2 separate regions of the Homo sapiens genome follow, and region 2 is linked to region 1. The links are chromatin loops, found by intact Hi-C in ENCODE. Cell type or tissue: natural killer cell. All regions are shown on one strand. Links, peaks and the distances in the headings refer to the core of each region. The heading gives the core; the rest is flanking DNA.

Evidence for each region. Peaks named below come from ENCODE experiments on the same cell type or tissue, not always from the same donor. Only the 100,000 strongest peaks of a DNase experiment are listed, where the experiment ranks them.
Region 2: a loop joins it to region 1, with 5 times the contacts of the local background. A loop is called at or near these places in 6 of 110 quality-filtered maps.

What each region holds. Positions count from the first base shown.
Region 1 is chrX:149,510,981-149,513,882 of GRCh38, forward strand. No RefSeq gene overlaps it. Among named protein-coding and RNA genes, the nearest start is that of IDS, 7.1 kb to the left of the region's middle. RefSeq lists enhancers at 1-652, 1,338-1,632. In natural killer cell, for the core only: a CTCF peak has its summit at 1,456 (motif pointing right); a DNase peak (open chromatin) is centred at 1,471; H3K27ac peaks cover 1,132 bases.
Region 2 is chrX:147,910,302-147,913,203 of GRCh38, forward strand. FMR1 (fragile X messenger ribonucleoprotein 1) reads left to right here and starts at 1,618. Exons shown (of 17, transcript NM_002024.6): 1 at 1,618-1,929. The coding sequence starts at 1,879. FMR1-AS1 (FMR1 antisense RNA 1) reads right to left here and starts at 1,516. Exons shown (of 2, transcript NR_024503.3): 1 at 1,341-1,516; 2 at 1-694. RefSeq lists enhancers at 1,149-1,358, 1,939-2,038 and a silencer at 1,439-1,778. In natural killer cell, for the core only: no CTCF peak of the experiment used is centred there; DNase peaks (open chromatin) are centred at 1,570 and 2,430; H3K4me3 peaks cover 1,425 bases; H3K27ac peaks cover 1,521 bases.

The sequences.
Region 1 (2,902 bases), core at 174-2,673:
TACCTGGGACCTGTCCCGTGGTCATATAGACCAGACCCTGCACACCTGCAGTCTCAGGTTCTGACAAGCAGATATCTTGCAAAGCGGAGCCCACAGCTGGAATTCAAGGCAAAGCCCATCCCCTCTTGCCAGCAAGGCAGGAGTGTCCCTTCTGAAGTAAAAGCCAGAGGACAAGATGGACTGGGAAACACTGCAAAGACATTGCTCCTCGGCCTTTGGTGACGTTCCTCCAAGGTCCCCTCTCACAGGTGTGTTATGAGACATACCTCAGGCATGAGTGGACGCATCAACAAAAGGAATAGCTAAACACAGCCTGAAATAGGATGCCTTCAAGGGGACAAACAGAAGTGTAGGAGGAAGGATCTTCAAAGACATGCCAAATTACCGTGACTCATTACCATGGCCCTCTTAAGATCAGTGCTCGCAAGAAGTCAGTAGTTTATGCCAAACAAGTATAGCAAGAAGAGCAACCTTGCTGGGTGGGTGAGGAAAATCAGTCCTCTTTTCTATGACATGAGACTAATTATTAAAAGAATTTCAATTTTGTCTTTACCAAGACATGAGTTCCTTATGTACTGCATGCTGTCTTCTGCTTTTTATTTGAAGAAATGTGGCATTTGGGAAGCAGCAGATGTCCCCCCTGTGGAATCAATGTGAAATGATATTTTTGTAACATCATTAAAAAGTCTATCAAAATGGGAAATTTCTCTAACACTTTCTAAGGGACCAATAAAAACACTCAGAGGAGGAAGGCTTATCAGCGGAGATTCTTGCTAAAGGGCAAGTGTATTCACATATGAAACATAGTTTTCAAAGTCCTCAGAGCCCACAGCTGGGATTTCTTTCCATCGAATCTTGGAGCCTAAGCATTGCAGTTAAATCCTGGGCAGGAGCAAAGCCTCGAGGCCCCCAGTCTTAACCCTTACTTTGTATCCCAATGCAGAAACCACCAGCTTGCCCCCAGCTGGCTGCCTGGTTCCCACCTTTCTGATTGATGGTGGCTAAGCAGTCACATGATAGGGCAGTCTAAAGAGTATAAACTCTGTTGGCACAATGTCTCACACCTGTAATCCCAGCAGGCGTGGGAGGGCAAGGCAGGAGGATCACCTGAGGTCAGGAGTTCAAGATCAGCCTGACCAACATAGTGAAACTCCGTCTCTACTAAACACAAAAAAATTAGCGTGGCATGGTGGTGGGCGCCTGTAATTCCAGCTACTTAGGAGGCTGAGGCAGGAGAATCGCTTGAACCCGGGAGGCAGAGGTTGCAGTGAACCGAGATTGCACCACTGAACTCCAGCCTGGGCAACAACAGCGAAACTCTGTCTCAAAGAAAAGAAAAAAAAAAAAAGTATGAACTCTGGAATCAGACAGGCCTGATTTCAACCCTAGCTCCTCTGTGACCCTGAGCCACTGCTAAACTTCCCTGGGCCCCATCAGGAAATGTGAATCCCACAAACAGCCAGCAGAGGGACCCACTCCCAGCCTCCAGAAAGTACTCAATCAACTGGGCCTTTGTGAAGCAGGTTCTGCCTGCCTGGCCAGAGACTAGCTTGTGGAGTTCCAGATCCTAGCCTTCTTAGCCTGCTTCAGCTCCAGCCCAGATGAGGCAAAGCTGTAGCAATTGCTGGCTCTCCTGAGCCCCACATGGCTTGTATCATGGCTAGTGAACTTCAGAGAGATGCATAAGGGCCAGTGAAATATTTTCAGTTCTGAAGCCACAGCCTGTGCCATGTGGGGGTTTTCACCCTGCACTGAGGTGATGCATCTGGCTAGGCTCCAGGGCTTTGTGAGCATTTTCCTGAGGGCCCCATCTATGGCTACCATCATGCAGTGTAACTTGTTTTCAACATCAACAACGAGCTGCTCAAAGAATAAGTTCTCTTTTGAGACCAGCCTGGCCAACATGGTGAAACCCTGTCTCTACTAAAAATACAAAAATTAGCCAGGCATGGTGGTGCAAGCTTGTAATCCCAGCTACTCAGGAGGCTGAGAAGGAAGAATCGCTTGAACCTGGGAGGCAGAGGTTGCAGTGAGCCGAGATCATGCCACTGCACTCCAGTCTGGGTTACCGCGTGAGACCCTGTCTCAAAGAAAATAAAATAAAAATAAAAAAAGATTAAGTTCTCACAACAGCAGGCTGGAGGGAGGATGACATTAGCACTCTTCATACCACTGTCAGTCCACAGTGGGGTCCAAAGTCAAACAAAAGACCCCAACACCAGGATTGTTTTGGTATTCTTTTCCGATAACATCTTTGCGGATCAAATTCATCCCAGACTTTTCAACTCATTGAATCCTCACTGCTGCCCGAGGGACTGTGCACTACTTTTCTCTCCAGAGTAGCAATGCACAAACTGAGGCTTGGAGAGGGTCATTGCTGGCCCAAGGTCTCATAGCCCCTGGCTTCTTAATCACTATGCAACACTGCCACGGGCCAGGGCTCTGGGCTGGGCTGCTAGGCCCTGTGCTTTAAGGGTAACCATGATCTGCTCTCATAGGCAACCAGGGCACATGGAAGGTCACAAGGCTGAGAGCAGGGGTGGATAGGCAAGAGAGTTTCCAGAACATAGGCTGTCAGAAAACCCCAATTTTACATGGGGGAAAAGTACATTTTACAATTCAGGATCCAGATTAGTTCTAAGTTATTACTGTTAGCTACCAAGTCTGAGTGAGTAAGCCCTGAGCACCACTGTCTAAAGAAATTTATGGCCCTACAATGCTGAGATGTGGGTTCTACCATCCTCATGTTACGTGATGAGAAAGTGGACGTAAGCTGTCTAAGGTCACACAGCTAGTAAGTGACAAAGGCAGGACTCAAACCCAGTTTCAGCTAGTGAAAAGCCACCTCACTTATCCCCTGTGCTCTACACAGATTTGGTGAAGAAGGAAACGACAGAACGCG
Region 2 (2,902 bases), core at 138-2,637, 1.6 Mb before region 1:
ATGGTTGTGAAGAGTTGACATATTTTTAAGCCCTGGGTAAATTGAACAACAGCTTACACTTGGAGGGGTATAATCATTCTAATCAATGTGTCCCCTTTTACTATAATACATTGGAGTTGCAGCTAATGCTCTGCTCCCATTCAGCCTATGATGAGATTCTCTTTCAGCCCTATTGGGTTCTTGGCCTCATGTGACTACTCCAAAGACCCTAGTCCAAAAGGTCTTTCCTGTTTGCTATGGCCTTGAGGAATGTGGCCCTAGATCCACCGCTTTAAAGCTGGAGTTCCACCAGCAGCAACATCCTCTCATTCTGGGGCACCTGCCTGGGGCAGGTCATCCTGCCTCTGCCAACTCAGTGCTATTAGTTAACTCTCACCTGCCATATTCCAGCTGGAATCATCTCCCCTTCTCCACCCCAGACTAGGTCATGTTCCGCCATCATGGAAGCGCCTATTCTTCATACCCCTTATCACAGCTGCAACTACTCATTTACTTGTCTGACAATTTGATTTATGTCCACCTACTTTGCTAGGTACTAAGTTCAATGCTGGCAGTCGTTTCTTCTTTTTTTTTCTTTTCTGTTTTGCTCACCGATTTCTCGTTAGCACTTAGCACAGTGTCTGGCACACGATAGATGCTCCGTCAACTTCTCAGTTGGATACCAGCATCCCGAAGGGAACATGGATTAAGGCAGCTATAAGCACGGTGTAAAAACAGGAATAAGAAAAAGTTGAGGTTTGTTTCACAGTGGAATGTAAAGGGTTGCAAGGAGGTGCATCGGCCCCTGTGGACAGGACGCATGACTGCTACACACGTGTTCACCCCACCCTCTGGCACAGGGTGCACATACAGTAGGGGCAGAAATGAACCTCAAGTGCTTAACACAATTTTTAAAAAATATATAGTCAAGTGAAAGTATGAAAATGAGTTGAGGAAAGGCGAGTACGTGGGTCAAAGCTGGGTCTGAGGAAAGGCTCACATTTTGAGATCCCGACTCAATCCATGTCCCTTAAAGGGCACAGGGTGTCTCCACAGGGCCGCCCAAAATCTGGTGAGAGAGGGCGTAGACGCCTCACCTTCTGCCTCTACGGGTCACAAAAGCCTGGGTCACCCTGGTTGCCACTGTTCCTAGTTCAAAGTCTTCTTCTGTCTAATCCTTCACCCCTATTCTCGCCTTCCACTCCACCTCCCGCTCAGTCAGACTGCGCTACTTTGAACCGGACCAAACCAAACCAAACCAAACCAAACCAAACCAGACCAGACACCCCCTCCCGCGGAATCCCAGAGAGGCCGAACTGGGATAACCGGATGCATTTGATTTCCCACGCCACTGAGTGCACCTCTGCAGAAATGGGCGTTCTGGCCCTCGCGAGGCAGTGCGACCTGTCACCGCCCTTCAGCCTTCCCGCCCTCCACCAAGCCCGCGCACGCCCGGCCCGCGCGTCTGTCTTTCGACCCGGCACCCCGGCCGGTTCCCAGCAGCGCGCATGCGCGCGCTCCCAGGCCACTTGAAGAGAGAGGGCGGGGCCGAGGGGCTGAGCCCGCGGGGGGAGGGAACAGCGTTGATCACGTGACGTGGTTTCAGTGTTTACACCCGCAGCGGGCCGGGGGTTCGGCCTCAGTCAGGCGCTCAGCTCCGTTTCGGTTTCACTTCCGGTGGAGGGCCGCCTCTGAGCGGGCGGCGGGCCGACGGCGAGCGCGGGCGGCGGCGGTGACGGAGGCGCCGCTGCCAGGGGGCGTGCGGCAGCGCGGCGGCGGCGGCGGCGGCGGCGGCGGCGGAGGCGGCGGCGGCGGCGGCGGCGGCGGCGGCTGGGCCTCGAGCGCCCGCAGCCCACCTCTCGGGGGCGGGCTCCCGGCGCTAGCAGGGCTGAAGAGAAGATGGAGGAGCTGGTGGTGGAAGTGCGGGGCTCCAATGGCGCTTTCTACAAGGTACTTGGCTCTAGGGCAGGCCCCATCTTCGCCCTTCCTTCCCTCCCTTTTCTTCTTGGTGTCGGCGGGAGGCAGGCCCGGGGCCCTCTTCCCGAGCACCGCGCCTGGGTGCCAGGGCACGCTCGGCGGGATGTTGTTGGGAGGGAAGGACTGGACTTGGGGCCTGTTGGAAGCCCCTCTCCGACTCCGAGAGGCCCTAGCGCCTATCGAAATGAGAGACCAGCGAGGAGAGGGTTCTCTTTCGGCGCCGAGCCCCGCCGGGGTGAGCTGGGGATGGGCGAGGGCCGGCGGCAGGTACTAGAGCCGGGCGGGAAGGGCCGAAATCGGCGCTAAGTGACGGCGATGGCTTATTCCCCCTTTCCTAAACATCATCTCCCAGCGGGATCCGGGCCTGTCGTGTGGGTAGTTGTGGAGGAGCGGGGGGCGCTTCAGCCGGGCCGCCTCCTGCAGCGCCAAGAGGGCTTCAGGTCTCCTTTGGCTTCTCTTTTCCGGTCTAGCATTGGGACTTCGGAGAGCTCCACTGTTCTGGGCGAGGGCTGTGAAGAAAGAGTAGTAAGAAGCGGTAGTCGGCACCAAATCACAATGGCAACTGATTTTTAGTGGCTTCTCTTTGTGGATTTCGGAGGAGATTTTAGATCCAAAAGTTTCAGGAAGACCCTAACATGGCCCAGCAGTGCATTGAAGAAGTTGATCATCGTGAATATTCGCGTCCCCCTTTTTGTTAAACGGGGTAAATTCAGGAATGCACATGCTTCAGCGTCTAAAACCATTAGCAGCGCTGCTACTTAAAAATTGTGTGTGTGTGTTTAAGTTTCCAAAGACCTAAATATATGCCATGAAACTTCAGGTAATTAACTGAGAGTATATTATTACTAGGGCATTTTTTTTTTAACTGAGCGAAAATATTTTTGTGCCCCTAAGAACTTGACCACATTTCCTTTGAATTTGTGGTGTTGCAGTGGACTGAATTGTT